3 separate regions of the Mus musculus genome follow, and regions 2 and 3 are each linked to region 1. Evidence: chromatin loops called from intact Hi-C (ENCODE). Cell type or tissue: left cerebral cortex. All regions are shown on one strand. Each heading gives the region's core, and the rest is flanking DNA. Links, peaks and the distances in the headings are about the cores only.

Evidence for each region. A loop is a pair of places that touch in the nucleus more often than their neighbours do. Peaks named below come from ENCODE experiments on the same cell type or tissue, not always from the same donor. Only the 100,000 strongest peaks of a DNase experiment are listed, where the experiment ranks them.
Region 2: a loop joins it to region 1, with 5 times the contacts of the local background. A loop is called at or near these places in 2 of 42 quality-filtered maps.
Region 3: a loop joins it to region 1, with 4 times the contacts of the local background. A loop is called at or near these places in 14 of 42 quality-filtered maps.

Annotation. Positions count from the first base shown.
Region 1 is chr17:46,708,412-46,713,985 of GRCm38, forward strand. It overlaps Pex6 (peroxisomal biogenesis factor 6), which reads left to right and starts at 3,065. Exons shown (of 17, transcript NM_145488.2): 1 at 3,065-3,973; 2 at 5,497-5,574. The coding sequence starts at 3,089. Gm52314 (a long non-coding RNA gene) reads left to right here. Exons shown (of 2, transcript XR_003952400.1): 2 at 1-943. In left cerebral cortex, for the core only: a CTCF peak has its summit at 2,413; DNase peaks (open chromatin) are centred at 3,000, 3,516 and 3,755; H3K4me3 peaks cover 2,103 bases; H3K27ac peaks cover 1,175 bases.
Region 2 is chr17:46,771,667-46,776,953 of GRCm38, forward strand. 2310039H08Rik (RIKEN cDNA 2310039H08 gene) reads left to right here and starts at 969. Exons shown (of 1, transcript NM_025966.3): 1 at 969-1,741. The coding sequence starts at 1,147. The coding sequence ends at 1,491. Rpl7l1 (ribosomal protein L7-like 1) reads right to left here. Exons shown (of 7, transcript NM_025433.3): 7 at 2,241-4,070. In left cerebral cortex, for the core only: CTCF peaks have their summits at 2,307 (motif pointing right) and 5,124 (motif pointing left); DNase peaks (open chromatin) are centred at 869, 1,103, 1,564, 1,866 and 2 more places; H3K4me3 peaks cover 1,722 bases; H3K27ac peaks cover 1,569 bases.
Region 3 is chr17:46,640,768-46,646,054 of GRCm38, forward strand. It overlaps Klc4 (kinesin light chain 4), which reads right to left. Exons shown (of 16, transcript NM_001357130.1): 1 at 5,208-5,287; 2 at 3,482-3,745; 3 at 1,347-1,577. The coding sequence starts at 3,739. Among named protein-coding and RNA genes, the nearest start is that of Klc4, 2.7 kb to the right of the region's middle. In left cerebral cortex, for the core only: a CTCF peak has its summit at 3,088 (motif pointing right); a DNase peak (open chromatin) is centred at 4,511; H3K4me3 peaks cover 987 bases; H3K27ac peaks cover 817 bases.

The DNA.
Region 1 (5,574 bases), core at 278-5,277:
CATCTGTAATGAGATCTGGCGCTCTCTTCTGGAGTGTTTGAAGACAGCTACAGTGTATTTACATATAATAAATAAATAAATCTTTTTTAAAAAAAGGTTTATTGGGAGAGAGGGGCAAGGAGGGGAGGAAGAGAGGGAGGGAGGGGCATTCTGCTTATATATATGGATAATGACATAACATAGGTAAAGGTGGGAGGTGAGCCAAATGGATTCTGGGAATATGGTGGCCGTTGTCTTAGCAACAGGTCTGTAGGTCCCCTATGTGATGTCACAGGTTTTCCCGAGGTCCTGATGCCAACAATAGTGAGAAGCCTTACCTCAAAAAGATAATGTGGAGAGCAATTTCAAAGGAACCCTTTGGGGTTTTGGTTTGTTTTTTTGAGACAAGAGTTTCTCTGTGTAACAAGCCCTGGCTGTAGTGGACTCAATTTGTAGATCAGATTGGCTTTGAACTCGCAGAGATCTGCTGCCTTTTGAGTACTGGGATAAAAGGCTTGTGCCACCATGCCTGGAGAAACCTGTATTTTCTAATGGTTTCCTCTCAGGTTAAAACATTCCATCTTGCAGGAAGTTCATTAAGCAGAAAGGAAAGCACTCACAATAGCTTCAGGAAGTCCCTGAAACTGACTAGATTCACTAGGCCCCTTCCTATCAGAGTAAGCAGTAAGAGCTGAGAAGTGGAGCCAAGCTGCCAAGAAGACTCCCAGACCAGAGCAGATGCCTAGTAGAGGGTTATAGACCAGAGGAGGCACCTGGAAAGGACACTGTTCAACTGTTGAGCTGCCTGCAGATGTGCAGTGTGCTCCAGGTTCCAAGCTTTGTGAGCTGTCACCCACACTGGGGTGGGCTTTGCTAATGCAGCTTTGAGTCATTTCTGCTCCTGTGAGTGACCCCTCACCCACATTTCTATAATTAACTCCAATAAAGTGCATTGGTTCATCAAGTTGGACTTAGTTGGTCTTTATGTTTTTTTGGTTTTGTTTTTTGTTTTTTGTTTTTTTTTTTGGTTTGGTTGATTATTTTTTGGTTTTTTGAGACTGGGTTTCTCTGTGTAGCCCTGGCTGTCCTGGAACTCATTCTGTAGACCAGGCTGGTATTTATGTTTTGGTCTGCCCTGGGATCCCTATCTGGGGTGGGAAAACTTGTGTTGAATCTCCCCAGGAAAAGTTTTATCACGTATGTGCAATTACACAAATACACACGAACACACGCATGTACAAAAAGACGAAATACAACAAAAAGATTGGACAATTCCATTGAGACAAGTTCTCATGTATCCTAGGCTGGCTCCAAATTTACCACGTAGCTGTTGCCTCTACCTACCTTGTTGCTAGGAAGACAGGAGTCTATCAAACCAACCACACTTGGCTTTATAAAGTGCTTGAGATCAAACTCAGGGCAACAGCATGCCAGACAAGCACCCTACCAACTGAACTACATCTCCAGGCCAATTTCAGGTTCATGACCTAAGGTATTTCCAGGAGCTAAAATCAGAAATCTAAATATTTTCTCATCTTCTGGGGATAAAGATACCTTAATACATGTAGTCAATACTCAAACTTTCTGATATCTGATGTCCAAATTGTTCCAGAATGTATACTATACAAAATAGAAGACTATCTCAAAAGGTTCGACTGTAAAGGAGACAGTCTGACAGTAACTGGAAAAAAAATACAAGGTCCAGAAAAGGGGAATAGCCACAATCCAATATATTGATTAAATGTATTTCACAAAAACCTGTATCTGTTAATTACAAAGGAGACTTCTGGAGGGGGGCAGTTGGAGAGATGGCTCAGCTGTTAAGAGCACTAACTGCTCTACCAGCAGGCCCAGGTTTTATTCCCAGTACCCACCTGTCACTCACAAGTGTCTATAACTCCAGTTCCAGGGGATCTGACACCCTCACATAGACATACGTACAGACAAAACAGCAGTGCACGTACAAATTTTAAATAAATAAATCATAAAAAAGAAAGAGTAAAGACAAAGACGAAATCTAAGTAACTAAGGCTATTGGCTCAGTTCCCATCACAGAAGCCTTCAACCCTTTCCTTCTCTGTCGCCTTCTCTCCTATAGCTCTCCTAGAATTAGGTAAACTGTTCAAGCTTCAAGTTAGATCGGAGTAGGACAGAGAACGTGAAGGACCCAAGGCACTGGAACATGAGCTTTAAGGAGGGTGTGTTGGGAGAAGTGTGGCAACACCAAGCAACAGGGCTACATGAATCCCATGCATTAATTCAGCCAGCAGCCGCTGCATAAATAGATTGGCATAAGCATGGCTGGGGCAGTTTTATCCCACCATCCCCCTTACAACGTTCCCGGTAACCCTCAAGACGCTGTGCCTACAGCTGAGCAGGACAAACTAAGACATCCTCAGGAAAATGGACTTTTTCCACTTTTCTTTGTTTTTAAAGATTTATTTATTTTATGTAAGTCCGTACACTGTAGCTGTCTTCAGACACCCCAGAAGAGGGCATCAGATCTCATTACGGATGGTTGTGAGCCGCTATGTGGTTCCTAGGATTTGAACTCAGAACCTTTGGAAGAGCAGTCGGTGCTCTTAACCACTAAGCCATCTCCCCAAACCCCATCCTTCTTTTCACACCAATTATTCTTTTTTGTTTGTTTGTTTTGTTTTGTTTTTCGAGACAGGGTTTCTCTGTGTAGTACTGGCTGTCCTGGAACTCACTCTGTAGACAGGCTGGCCTTAAACTCAGAAATCCACCTGCCTCTGCCTCCCAAGTGCTGGGATTAAAGGCGTGCGCCACCACCGCCTGGCCCACACCGATTACTCTTGGTCAGTTAAATACTGAGTTCAAGTTATGGGGCATGAAGGTCGAGAGGACGCTACTTGCCCTACAGAATTGTAAAAATGCTCCTCCACTGAGTTTCAAAGGGCGCGTGCGTCGACAACAACGGAGGCGGTCGTCAAGCCAGGCTCCCCCCCACCCCTGTGCATCTTCTCAGGGGCCGACTTGGCCATCGGCACCCCGCCCACTTTCCTACCGGAAGCGGAAACGCCTCTCTTGCCCCGGACTTTTTCCGCCCCCTATTTCCGGAAGTGGAGTGGTTTCCTTCTCCTTCGCCATGGCGTTGGCTGTCCTGCGCGTCCTGGACCCCTTCCCGACGGAGACACCACCGTTGGCGGTGCTGTTGCCTCCCGGGGGCCCGTGGCCAGCGACGGGGCTGGGGCTGGTGCTGGCACTGCGGCCGGCGAGCGAGAGTCCCGCGAAGCCCGCGCTGCTCGTGGCGGCCGTGGAAGGGTCCGGCGCCCAGGGCGAGCAGCGCGGGCCGGGGCCTCCGCCGCTGCTGGTGAGCCGCGCGCTGCTGCGGGTCCTAGCGCTGGGGCCCGGGGCGCGAGTACGAGCGCGGCTTGTGCGGCGTCCCCCGGCCCTGGGCTGGGCGTTGCTTGCCACGGCTCCGGGACCCGGGCTAGGGCCTCGAGTCGGGCCGCTGTTGGTGCGCCGCGGGGAGACCCTCCCCGTGCCCGGATCGCGAGTGTTGGAGACGCGACCGGCCCTGCAGGGGTTGCTGGGCCCGGGGACACGGCTGGCCGTGACTGAGCTCCGCGGGCGGGCCAAACTGGGCCAGGAGAGTCGGGATCACAGCCATCCCCCGCCCCCGCCCGTAGTGTCGTCCTTTGCAGCTTCCCACTCGGTCCGGCGACTCCGAGGGGTTCTGGGAGGGACTGGAGATGCGCTGGGTGTGAGCCGGAGCTGTCTCCGGAGTCTCGGACTCTTCCAGGGCGAATGGGTCTGGGTGGCCCAGGTCGCAGAGTTACCCAACTCCTCGCAGCCGCGCTTGGCTCAAGTCCAGGTTCTAGAACCGCGCTGGGAGCTGTCTGAGAGACTGGGACCCAACTCCGGGCAGCAGCCGGGAGAGCCACTCGCTGACGGACTGGTGTTTCTGCCCGCCACTCTGGCTTTTAATCTCGGCTGTGACCCCCTGGAAGTGGGAGAGCTCAGAATTCAGGTCAGGAATGCTTCCTTTAACTTTTGCTCTCTTCCCTGTCTTTACTGAGTTGGAAGGCTAAATCTGTAGAATTCAGGTCCCCTGTGCCTTACAATTAGACCTTTCACTTAAGGTCTCTTAGTCTTGTATACTCATTTTCTCTTATCAAACTGTCTTTCACGTGTTCAGGTGAAACATGAGGTTCCCTGCCAAGTACCAGCTCTGCGTACCCCTAGTCTGTAACTGCGTTGCTACGTTAGAATGCTATCCTGGTACCTCTTGCTTTTTCCTTGACTGACTTCTTGTTCTAACTTTATCTGATAAAGCAACTGTCATTTCCGACCTAAACGTGACACTCGCATAAATCCTTTCATGATTTTATAACCACAACCTTAACATCATTTCTTCCTCTTGTAGCCTTTTGAGCCTTGTTAGGGTATATATCTTATTTATATGATTACACACACACTGTCTAGGCCTCAGTCATATATTGTACATAACTTGATATGTCTTATTAAATACATTTAAGAGAAGTTCTTGAAGTGTTTGATTTCTGCCTTTTAAAAATACAATTGTGCTTGGGAGAGGCGGGGTCTACAGTTTAGTTTCTAAGCATAGAAGTATATGATTTAGGCTGGTGCTGGCTTGAAAGGAAGCCAGTAGCCACGTAAAATTAACTAGTTAACACCAGATCTGAAGTTGATTTAACCTCTCTCGGGTGCCCAATGGCCATAGGTAGAAACAAAGACAGTCCATCAGAGTTAGTTGAGTGACTAGTTAACACTGAGATGGACCTAGTGTGTGGCCCAGCACCCAGAGCAGACAGACCAACCCTGTCCACTAAGATGTCCAGATGAGAGTGGTCTCCTTCTAACAGAAGTACAGTGGAGGACAGTCAGCTGACCAGCCCGTTAGTGGTGTCAGGACATATCTGAAGCTGGCTGTGGTGGCTCCTGTCTGTAGTTTTTGAGAAGCTGATGCACGAAAATCAGTGGGTTGAAGGTCAGCCTGAGCTCTGGACTGAGACAACAAAACTATATAGCCTTTTCCCACAGCCAGAGCCATGTCTTCACCAGAGACCACTTGGTGTCAACTCAGTAGCTACCTGCTGTCCTTCAGAGAACCTGTAGAGGCAGGGTGTGGTGCTACATGCCTGTAATCCCAACACTTGGGTGGGGGAGACAGGAGGATTTGGGACTCGAGTATTCCCATCAACATAGCTGCCAATCTGGGCTACATGAAACTGTCTCAGTAGGAAAACAGAAATCAGAGAAGTACATTTCTTAGTACCTCACTGGCTGTGGGATGACAAGGATCAAAGCCAGAAAGCCGTCTTTACAGGCGGCTCTGGAACCAGAGTCAAGAGTTGGTTCACATTAGGAGGGCTTTTGGTTTCCTAAGGGTAGCAGAGCTCTGCAGTTTGGCCGTCCTGGGTCACCAGCCTTGCTAAGGGAAAGACAAAAGGTGGATGTGGGTACTGGCTGCTACGAGTGTAAAACCTGACTGCTTGGAGGTTGTAAGCTGGCAACTGTTTTCTCCATTAGAGGTATTTGGAAGGCTCCATCGCCCCAGAGAACAAAGGAAGCTGTTCACCACTGCCCGGGCCTCCGTTTGCTCGAGAG
Region 2 (5,287 bases), core at 288-5,287, 63 kb after region 1:
CATGGACCCCTGTAATCCCAGCACTGCGGAGGTGGAGGGCCAGGAGTTCAAAGCCGCGGTTGGGAATGGTCAGCAGTTAGTGCCTGCCGTGCAGGTGTGAGGGTCAGAATTTGAATGCCCACAAACCCAGATAAATGCCAGCTGGATGCGGCGGTCTGCCTACTTCTGCCCTTCGAAGGCAAGGATCCGAAGTCAGACGCGTGCATACGCGCGCGCACGCACACACACACAGACTATATTGTGAGTTCAAGTTCAAGGTCAGCTTTGGCTACAGGAGACCTTGAAAACATGAGAACGGGGATAAAAATTCAATAGCCCTACCTGCTGAGCCATCTTACCCACTTTTTGGGTTTCATGGGGTTGTTTCCGGTGAAGGGTAAACATGCTGTGTGCTTTTAACATTATGCAAAGTATGCTTTACTTACTGATTTCTTGATCTGTGCCAGATCAAGCTGTTTATTATATACTTACATGTTTCAGTGTGTAACTCGGCTGGCTCTATGGCCCGAGCATATGGTGTTACAAGCATGAGCCACTGCATCCTGTCAGGATAGCTTTGATACAGAAATCTGAACAGCATTGGGAGGTGTAGCGCAGCAGACATTGGGAGATGACGAATCCTTGGCTCAAACCAAAATTGACTACAAATCCCAAACAACACATAACCCAAACCCAAACAACAACAACAAAAACCAGGGATTTGATCCTTAGTACCACAATTAACAAATGTGACGAGCGCTTGCTTGCTTGCTTGGAAAAGCATACAGAATCACGCTCTGGACTGTAGCGCGAGACTCAAACTACCAAGACGACCCTCCCGGCCCTGAGCGCGCAGCCTGCGTCCGCATCTACACGTGCCAAAGGGAAGTGCTTTTGTACAGCCACGCCTCCTCACACTTGTCTCACTGGGTGCAAAAACTTCACTTTTTGGCTCGTTCCCCCACCCCACCCCGCCCGCTCCTCACCCACCGCAGCACATCTCATGTTGTGGAATGAGAGCTGGAGGTTAACCCAGGCTGCAGCTTCTGCACAAATAGCCCGGGTCTTGGAAGGTCTACCCTGGGCTAAGTTACTAAGCTCCCCTCTACTTTTCACGAAGTGGTTGCTCCCACTCCACCCGGAAGTGCTTACAGCCGGATCCGGGGGATGAGCTGGTGGCAGGACATGGACCAGCGTGGCGGTGTCTCCAGTCCGAGCGGTGCACTGGCGTCTGCCGAGCCAGCTCCTGCCTCGGTGACCCTGGCGGAGCTCCTGCACCTGGTACAGAAGGGCCAGGAGGTCCCGGGCCTGGAGAAACGCCACATCACTGCGACCCACGGTGAACCCACCGCGTCTCTGCTCCCTCGGAGGCCCAAGCCCTGGGAAGATGCGGGCTCGGCCGCCTCACCCTGCACCATCGCCCTAGACACGAGGACGCAGCCTCCGACCATCGAGGAGCGATCCCGGGGCAGTCCAGCCGCCCAACTCGACGGAGGCCCAAGGGTTTCCTGATGCTCGAGGTGTTTCCCGAGGGCATGACTGGGTCCTACACAAACTTGAGTCTGGACACTTGCCACCTGTGGGACTCAATGTTGCCTAGTAATTTTGTTTTTGGATGCCAAATTTCAACTTCATACTGTGTCCTAGTCCATTTGTGTAACGGAAATAAGTTTCCCTTGTCACTGTAGGACAGCACAACCTCCTGGACCCGCTTGTTCTGATGATACCGATAAACCGATATCCAAAAGGCATTTCTAACTTGGCAGTCGTTTGGGTTTGATGAAAAGGTTCCTTCCCAGAGTGATACATAGAAACCCTGGTTCTTGGAGTTGGGGGACTGGAGAGAGGGCTCGGTGCTCTTCCAGAGGATCAAGGTTCAATTTCCAGCAAACATGGTGACTCACATTTTAATGGGATCTGACGCCCTCTTCTGTTGTCAGTGTGCTTGGCCACATAACTAAATCTTAAAAAACCCTGACTCTTGGGAGCAACTAAGGTAGTGCGAGCAGAGGCAGTTTGGTAGTTGGTACCCCCATAGGAGTTGGCTTTCTCCTCCCACCATGCACCAGACCCCCCCCCCCCCCCCCCCCCCCCCGGTTAAGCTCTGGCTTGGCAGCAGGTGCCTTACCCAGATTCATCTCCAAGGCTGAAACTAGTAGTTGGGAATTAAGCCCTGGGTTTCTGAGGGAGCATTCTTTCCTCCCCGCAGGACTTGTGAAACGGTGCCAGATGCCCAGGGGACTGGGCGAACGGCTCTTTTTAAAGATTTATTTATTTTATGTAAGTACACTGTAGCTGTCTTCAGATACACCAGAAGAGGGCGTCAGATCTCATTACAGATGGTTGTGAGCCACCATGTGGTACCACTGAGCCAACTCTCCAGCCCCTGGGCGAACGGCTCTTAACCACTGAGCCCACCTTGGGCCCCCTCGAGTGTTTTTGGAGTCGGGGTCGTTAATACATCGATCTTTGTCTGCCTTCATAGTGACACCAAGCTTGCCAGCAGTCCTTCTTTCTAAATAGGCTCGGTGGCTACTTCTCCATAGGCCCCAATGGCAGTATACTAGCTGCCAGAATGTCTATCCATGTAGTCAAGGTCCTAATAGACCTGGGTCATCTCCAGCAACATGGACAACCCCACTTGTTTCTTGAGTCTCTGTAACCCTGGCTGGCCTCAGGCTCACAATAAGCCATCGCCTTTGGGGCTGGAGGCACAAGCCAAGTGCACCTGCTTTCTCAGAGGGCCTAGAATTGGTCCCAGCATCCACCTCTGAGCCTTCATTTGCCAGTAATTCTAGCTCCAGGGCAAGTGACACTTCCTGGCTACTTTGGCATGTACTCACACGCAAAAATCTTAAAAACAATCTTTTACTATATAGAAAAAAGCTTGTTTTAAATTCCAAGCAAGCCAGAAATGGAAGCCTTAGCTCTGCTCGCCCAGGCCTCTCTCCAATGCTACAGTGCTTCCCTACTTAGGAAGATGCAGGATTCTGCAGGATCCCAGAATGTTAAATAGCCATGCTGTTTGTCCAAGGTTGCGATGCATTTTTGGTCACCTCATTTCCCAATGATCAGTTAACACTGATCCAGGTGAAATTTAGTGGGCATTTCCTGGGTACATGTGGTTTAGGAAACAACAATCTATCACTGCATTGGTTTTTGTTTTGTTTTTTTTCTGAGACAGGGTTTCTCTGTGTAGTCCTGGCTGTCCTGGAACTCACTCTGTAGACCAGGCTGGCCTCGAACTCAGAAATCCGCCTGCCTCTGCCTCCCGAGTGCTGGGATTAAAGGTGTGCTCCCCCACTGTCCAGCTTTTTGTTTATCTTTAACATTTTCTCTATGTGTAGCCCTGGGTATCCTGGAAATCTGTAGAGCAGGCTTGCCTGTCCCTGAACTCATGAAGTCTGCCTGCCTCTGCCTCCCAAGCGCTGCAACTAAAGGTATACACACCAGGCCCAGGCAAACACTAGTTTTTAATAGAAGACAAGTGATTAAACTTCAGTCCCCTCCGGTAGCACAGAATGCAACTAGCTTAACAGACCAATGTGCATAAAAATGCAGGCTGTAGCCGGGCGTGGTGGCGCACGCCTTTAATCCCAGCACCTAGGAGGAGGAGGCAGGACTGCTGTGGAGTATAAGGCCAGCCAGGGCCAACAGGGAGACCCTGCTTTGAACAAAGCAAACACAAGACTGCCTACCCTGACAAAAATAAAAAGTAAAACCGGGACCCTCTTGATCCATGTTCAAGTGCGCCGCTTGGTCTGGCCCACTGCTCTAACAGTCTTGGAGGGGGTGGGAGGGAGGTTTGTGCTTGTTGCCCACCCAACATTAAACACCAAGATAGAAGGCAGGATGAGCAGGGTAATTCTTTCCTCCACAGCTTGCGTGGATTTCGAGACAGGCAGCCAATGAGGGAACTCGTCCTTCCATGGACTGAGCTGTGTTAAGTGTCTCCGGTGCTCGCACCTTACTGTCGTTCTCTAGGCCCAAGCCTTCCTTCAGTTTCTGAAGGCAGAAAATAATCTTCTCTGAAGATACTTGATAATTTTAAACGACGACAAAAACACTTCCGAGGGGTGCTTTTGGAAAACCTAAGGAGGGAAAACACAGCTGTGTCAACAAACCAATCTCAACTTGGGTCTGAGAGAACAGCGACAGAGTGTTCCAGTCGCGATCCTTCAGCAGAACAGGTAACCAACCGGCCTGCATAGTCCTTCTGAAATCAGTTTCTGATGTGATTCCTCCTCCACTGCAGGCTAAAAGTCCACAGCAACATAGACATTTTCTAGCCCGTGACCTAACAGAGCTGTATCAGGCATTGTCCCTTTCCAACAGGTCAACACACAGGCTTGTTCCTGTTTTCACACAGAACAACTCTCATTCTTCAAGTGCCAGGGTCAACTGCTAACTAGCTCTCCAGCGTACAGAGGGACTTCTAGTTGACAAGCATGGCCCACCAAAAGTCAGACAAGGTGCCAACAAGATGGCTCAGTGAGTAAGACTGCTGGCCACAAAGACTACCCAGTAAAGATTCTCAGAACCAATAGAGGAGAGAAGTGTCCTCTGACCTACCCCAGTGCTGGGTTTGGCATGGCCTCAGCAGGGGACAGAATGACATGGCTCTCGGCACCTGTATAGGGCCAGCAGGTGTGAGCCTCCATGAGTGTTGACGGCTGCTATGGGCATAAGGCCTCTTTGTATAATAATGTTTGTATAATGACTTACATTCCTCAGGAATGTTATCCCAGTTAGCGTTAATGCTAGTGATAACCAGTCAGCATGCATCAGGGGTGAAGGTATGGATGGCTGAGGTCTCAACAAAAAGGGAAATGCTGGGACATTCATGACAGCACTTAAGTTTGTGAAAAAGGACTCTTAAAAACATGGGTTCAGGGCTGGCGAGATGGCTCAGTGGATAAGAGCACTGACTGCTTTTCCGAAGGTCCTGAGTTCAAATCCAGCAACCACATGGTGGGTCATAACCACCCGTAATCCCATAATGAGATTTGACATCCTCTTCTGGCACATCTGAAGACAGCTATAGTGTACTTAAGTAAGAGATGGCTCAGTGGTTAAGAGCATTGACTGTTCTTCCAGAGGTCCCGAGTTCAATTCCCGGCAACCACACAGTGGCTCATAACCATCTGTAATGGGGTCTGATGCCCTCTTCTGGTGTGTCTGAAGACAGCGACAGTGTACTCATATAAATAAAAATAAAAAAACTGCTGGGCTTGGTGGCTCATGCCTTTAATCCCAGCACTCGGAAGGCAGGGGCAGGTGAACTTCTGAGTTCGAGCCCAGTCTGGTC
Region 3 (5,287 bases), core at 288-5,287, 68 kb before region 1:
AACCCACCAAGCAATGGGGCTGAAAGCTTCTGTCCCTGGGAAAGACCAGCAGCTGACCAGTCATGCACAGGTCTCCTGGATGGGAAAGCCAGGGATGTCATAGACAAAATAGTTTAACTCTATTTCTCATCCCGAAAGCTCTCTAACACTCTGTTCTCCCTCTCTCTAATGCTCACCTTTTGCAATTATAGCCATGCGATCCCTGTGCACTTACACTGATTATACGTCTCTCCTGTCTCTCCTGAGGGGAAGGAGTATGTCTGCTCTTACTGACCCACAGTGTCTAGCTCTGCCTTGGGCTTACCATCTCTGAGGGCCCAGCCCTCACTGTCTAACACATTTCCACAATGGAAAATGTGCTTTTCTTCTTCGGGAATGGTAGCCTTACACAGAGGCTTATCTGTGTGTCCCAGGTAAATCATCTCTCCATCCCCTGGACAGAACAGCACTCCGGCTAGCCCTGGACTGTTAACTATAATTCCTCCTCCAGGCCAGCAAGCTCCTCTTTCCCCACATCATCATTGAAAATCCAGCACAACTTCTTCTTTTTTGGGGGCGGGGGTGGTTTCAAGACAGGGTTTCTCTGTGTAGCCCTGATTGTCCTGGAACTTACTTACTCTGTAGACCAGACTGGCCTCGAACTCAGAAATCTGCCTGCCTCTGCCTCTCAAGTGCTGGGATTAGAGGCATGCGCCACCACGCCCAGCCCAGCACAACTTCTACCCCACTTAAATGAACACGGTGAGATGGCTCAGTGGGTAAGAGCACTGACTGTTCTTCCTTAGAAGGTCCTGAGTTCAAATCCCAGCAACCACATGGTGGCTCACAACCACCTGTAATGGGATCTGACGCCCTCTTCTGGTGTGTCTGAAGACAGCTACAGTGTACTTATGTATAGTAATAAACAAATCTTTAAAAAAAAAAATGAACACATGGTTATAACTACCTCCCAACTCTGTACCCCACCTCCTCTCTGAACCCTTCTGACCATGCCAGTCCTCAGGGACCTATCTATGTGGCTCCTCTATCTGACGGAGCCACATCCACACTGTGTGCTTGCTGCTTTGTCTAGTCACATCCATGTCCTTGTGTGTGAGCCCAGTTCTGCACAGACCTGAGAAGGCAGGCACTTTTCCTCCTCTCTGCACTCACTCGGCACAGGCACAGGGATACATAAGCACCAGCTCACTGAGAGAAGACCGTAAGGGAGTCTCCTCCCTAAGTGGGCTGTGCTCTCCCTGACTGTAGCCCTTAGGATTCTGGGTTCCAGCTGTCTGACCGTTTGTCTTTGCCACACATCCTGGTAACTGAGAACGAGAGCTTTCGGCCCACTCTCACATGCTCACCATGCCGTGGCCGTCCTCATCATACTGCCGCAGCTGCCGCAGGAACTCCAGGTGCTTCTTCTCTTCCTCTAGCTGAGCCACAGCCTGCTCGCTGCGCTGCAGGCGCTGCTGAGTGCCCGCCAGCTCATCCCGGAGCCACTGATTCTCCTGGCATAGCCGCCGCACTTGGGCTCGCAGCTTCTGCTTCTCAGACTCCACTGTGCTCAGGTGGCTAGCCAGCGCCAGCATCACCTAGGTGGGAACATCATATGAGCTCCAGGCTTTTGGATAAGAGCATTCAGGGGACAGGTGGCCTTCCGGAAGATGACAGAGAGGAAGCAACAAGCGGCAGTGAGTGGCAAGAGATGTATCATAAGCCGAACATGGTGGCACACACCTTTAATCCCAGCACTCGGGAGGCAGAGGCAGGTGGATTTCTGAGTTCGAGGCCAGCCTCGTCTACAAAGTGAGTTCCAGGAAAGCCTTGGCTACAAAGAGAAACCCTGTCTTGAAAACCAACAACCAAAAAAGAGACGTATCATAAACAGATGCTCCGAGGCTGGAGCAGTGGCTCTCAACCTTCCTAATGCTGTGGCCCTTTAATGCAGTTCCTCGAGTTGTGGCTAACCCCCAGGCATAAAATTATTTCATTGCTATTTCATAACTAATATTGCTATGTTATGAATCGTAATGTAAATATCTGATATACAGCATGTCTGATAGGTGACCCTTGTGAAAGGGTCATTTGACCTCCCAAGGGTTACAACCCACAGGTTGAGAAATACTGGGCTGGAGAGATGTCTCAGTGATTAAGAGCACTGGTTGCTCTTCCTGAGGGCCTGGGTTCAATTCCTGGCACCAACATGTTGGCTCACAACCACCTGTAACTGCAGTCCCAGGGGATCCAATGGCCTCTTCTGGCCTCTACACATACCAGGATTACGGGGAGTATATAGACATAGATGCAGACAAAACACATACACAAAAAAAAATGAATGGAGTTAAGAAAGAGAGATACTCAGGCTGGAGAGACTGCTCAGAGGTTCTGAGCACTGACTGCTCTTCCAGAATTCAATTCTCAGCAACCACATGGTGGCTCACAACCATCTGTAATGGGATCTGATGCCCTCTTCTTCTGTGTCCAAAGACAGCAATAGTGTACTCACATACATAACATAAATGAATAAATCTATAAATGAATGAATGGAATTAAATGGATACTCTAACCCCAGCTGTCACCCCGCCCATTAGACGCCAATCTTCCAGTTCCCACTCAGACAGCAGCAGCCTGCTCCAGGCCTCCCTGGTCTCTGCCCTTAGTCTCTAGTTCTACTCTCATCCAGAGAGCAGATGATCCAGGCCGAATCCCATCACTCCTCAGACATCCCAACAGCTCTCTCAACCTGAGGACAGCCTCCCAGCTCCACACTCTCTGTAGATGTCTCCCATGGCATCCCTCCTCCTCCTGAGTTATCTACATTGTGCCCTCACTCACTTTGCACCCTGCAGGAACCCACAGCAGCTCTGCAAATCACTAAACCTATGAGCCAGGCTCCAAGCAAGGCCTGTGTGCCTGTGCTGCCTGCTGGACCATCAATCCCATGGTGCGCATCCTCACCCTCTCTGCTCAAACATCACCTTTTAAGTGAGGGATTTTATGACAGCTCTGTATCCTCTTCCTACTTCCCTCCTTTCTTAAAGCTTTATGTCTTTATTTGATGCATATGAGTACACTGTCACTCTTCAGACACACCAGAAGAGGGCATCAGATCCCATTACATGGTTGTGAGCCACCATTGCTGGGACTTGAACTCAGGACCTCTAGAAGAGCACATAGCTCTTAACCCCTCAGCCATCCCTCCAGCCCCTTCCCTTCTTTCTTTGTCTTTGTTCTGTCCTTAGCAATGATCACTCTGGCCCAGTAAATCATTTACATATTTACCTGAGCTCTAGCTGACTCTCCCAGCTATAATATCAGCTCCGAGAAGAACTGTGCTGTGGTGTTCTATACTGCACCACCAGCATGCAGAAGAGTTGACACACAGTAGTCACTTAATGAACATTTAACGAATCAACAAATCCAAGTTTCTAGGACAAGGAGACCCCCAAACTTGCATCATGTCACTGGAACACTTGGCATCCCCCCTTATTCTTACCTGGGCCTCGCTCAGCCCCAGCTCGATGTTCTCCATAGACCGCCGCAGCTGCCGGGCCTTCTCATGGACCAGTCCTTCCTCATGGCCTCCCTGTTGCAGACACTCAATGGTGTGGGACAGGCTCTGCAGCACTGCCTGATGTTCACTGTGTAGGGCCTCCAGCCCTTGGCTCACCACCTTGGTGCTGCCCAAGATCTCCTCTTGACTGAGCCGGTGCCCTGCAGGCTCATCCCGCTGCCCCAACACCAAGCCTGACATCCTAGGCTAAAGAGAAACCACAGAGTTCAGGTGGGGCAGAGAAAAGACATACTACTAGAGATTGGTGGGCATCCCGCAAAGGGAAAAGAGTATGGCCGACCCCATGGCTAAGCTGATGAAAGAGGAGGAGTTCCACGGCACTGACCATAAAACTAAGGTGAGGGAGAGGAATTAACCTGGATAGAGATCTGTAGGACAATCGGGCAGGCTTGGAGCTAGAGGAATTCAGGACTTGGCAATTGGAGACAGAGCATAGGTTAGGGAAAGGAAGCAGGGGATCTGAAGCATTGTAAGAATCACAGAGGACTTGTGGGAGAGCTGTGCAGAAAGCAGTGTCCCAATAAAGGGGAAGGACCCAAGGTTAGGGATGTGGGAGTACAGGAAACAGCAGCCGTCATGACAAGGCTCTGGAAGGTTCAAGGTCTTCAGGCTGCATCAGCAAAGGCACTAAGCCCAGCACCTCCCAACCTGCTGATCTCCTTCCAAACCACCTTCTGGCCTCACTCCCCCCCCCCCCCCCCGAATTCAGCCGGTCTTCCTACTTCCTCCAAACTCATCCCTGAAGTCTCCTTACCTGCTTACAGAGCAGAAGCTCTTGGCTTCAGGCGGCTCCCAGGCCAGAGCCCGGAAGAAACTCTGACCTGAAACTAAGGATTTAGAAGGCTTTGTACTGCCCAAAGTCCAGAAGTCCGGCAGTCCCACCCCTTCTCTGTCACCACCTCACAGCCTCTCAGAGGACCTGGCACGGAGCCCCACCCAGGACAAACACCCTCCCTCCTCCAGCCTACAGGTTCTTCAAAGACTTGTACTAATGTCCCTTCTTCCTTAAGTCACTCTCCTCATTCCAGCTCGGTGCAGTTACTTTCTCCCGATAAGGAGACCTGCAGCAAGGGGTGTGGTGTCCCTGAGAAGGGAGACCCGGTTAGGATTCCCAACAGGATTACGGCAATCGCCTCCTTCCATAGCTTTGTCTGACATAATCACCTAACAGGCGCCTTAAAATGTCTCGCAAGTGCCGGATGGTTCAGGGATGCATAGCAGATCTGCTGAGCACAGTGGGGTCACGGAGCAAGGCTCCGAGCGCAGGCTACCGAAGCCTGAGGGCCCACAGTTCAGGAGTGTCTAAGGTTCCTGCCTCGCCCCGAGGGCCGAGGGTGAGGACAGAGTAAGATCGCCAAAGGCTGAGGGGAGAGGAAGGGCAGAGTGAGTGAGAACAGAGTTGCTGCCCGGGACCCGACATCAGACCAGCTCGAGGTCACAGTCAGGGGTTCCCATAGGGGGCGGGGCAGGTTATCCCACTGTCTGGACGCCGAGGGGCGGGGAAGAATCGCGGGGGGGCGGAGTTTTTGAGTCAGTCTAAAGTTTTCTGAGGTTAGTAGGAAGGGACTTATTCATTTGTCCCGGAATGTGGGAATAAGAGTCAGTGTAATCTTAATTCTCAGCCCCAGGGGTACTCCCAAAGACTCACCTGCAGTCTGCCGGTCCGGCTACCGCCTCCGTGGGTGCTGCCCCTTTAAATTTATCATGGCTGCCGCTCGAGGCAATTGT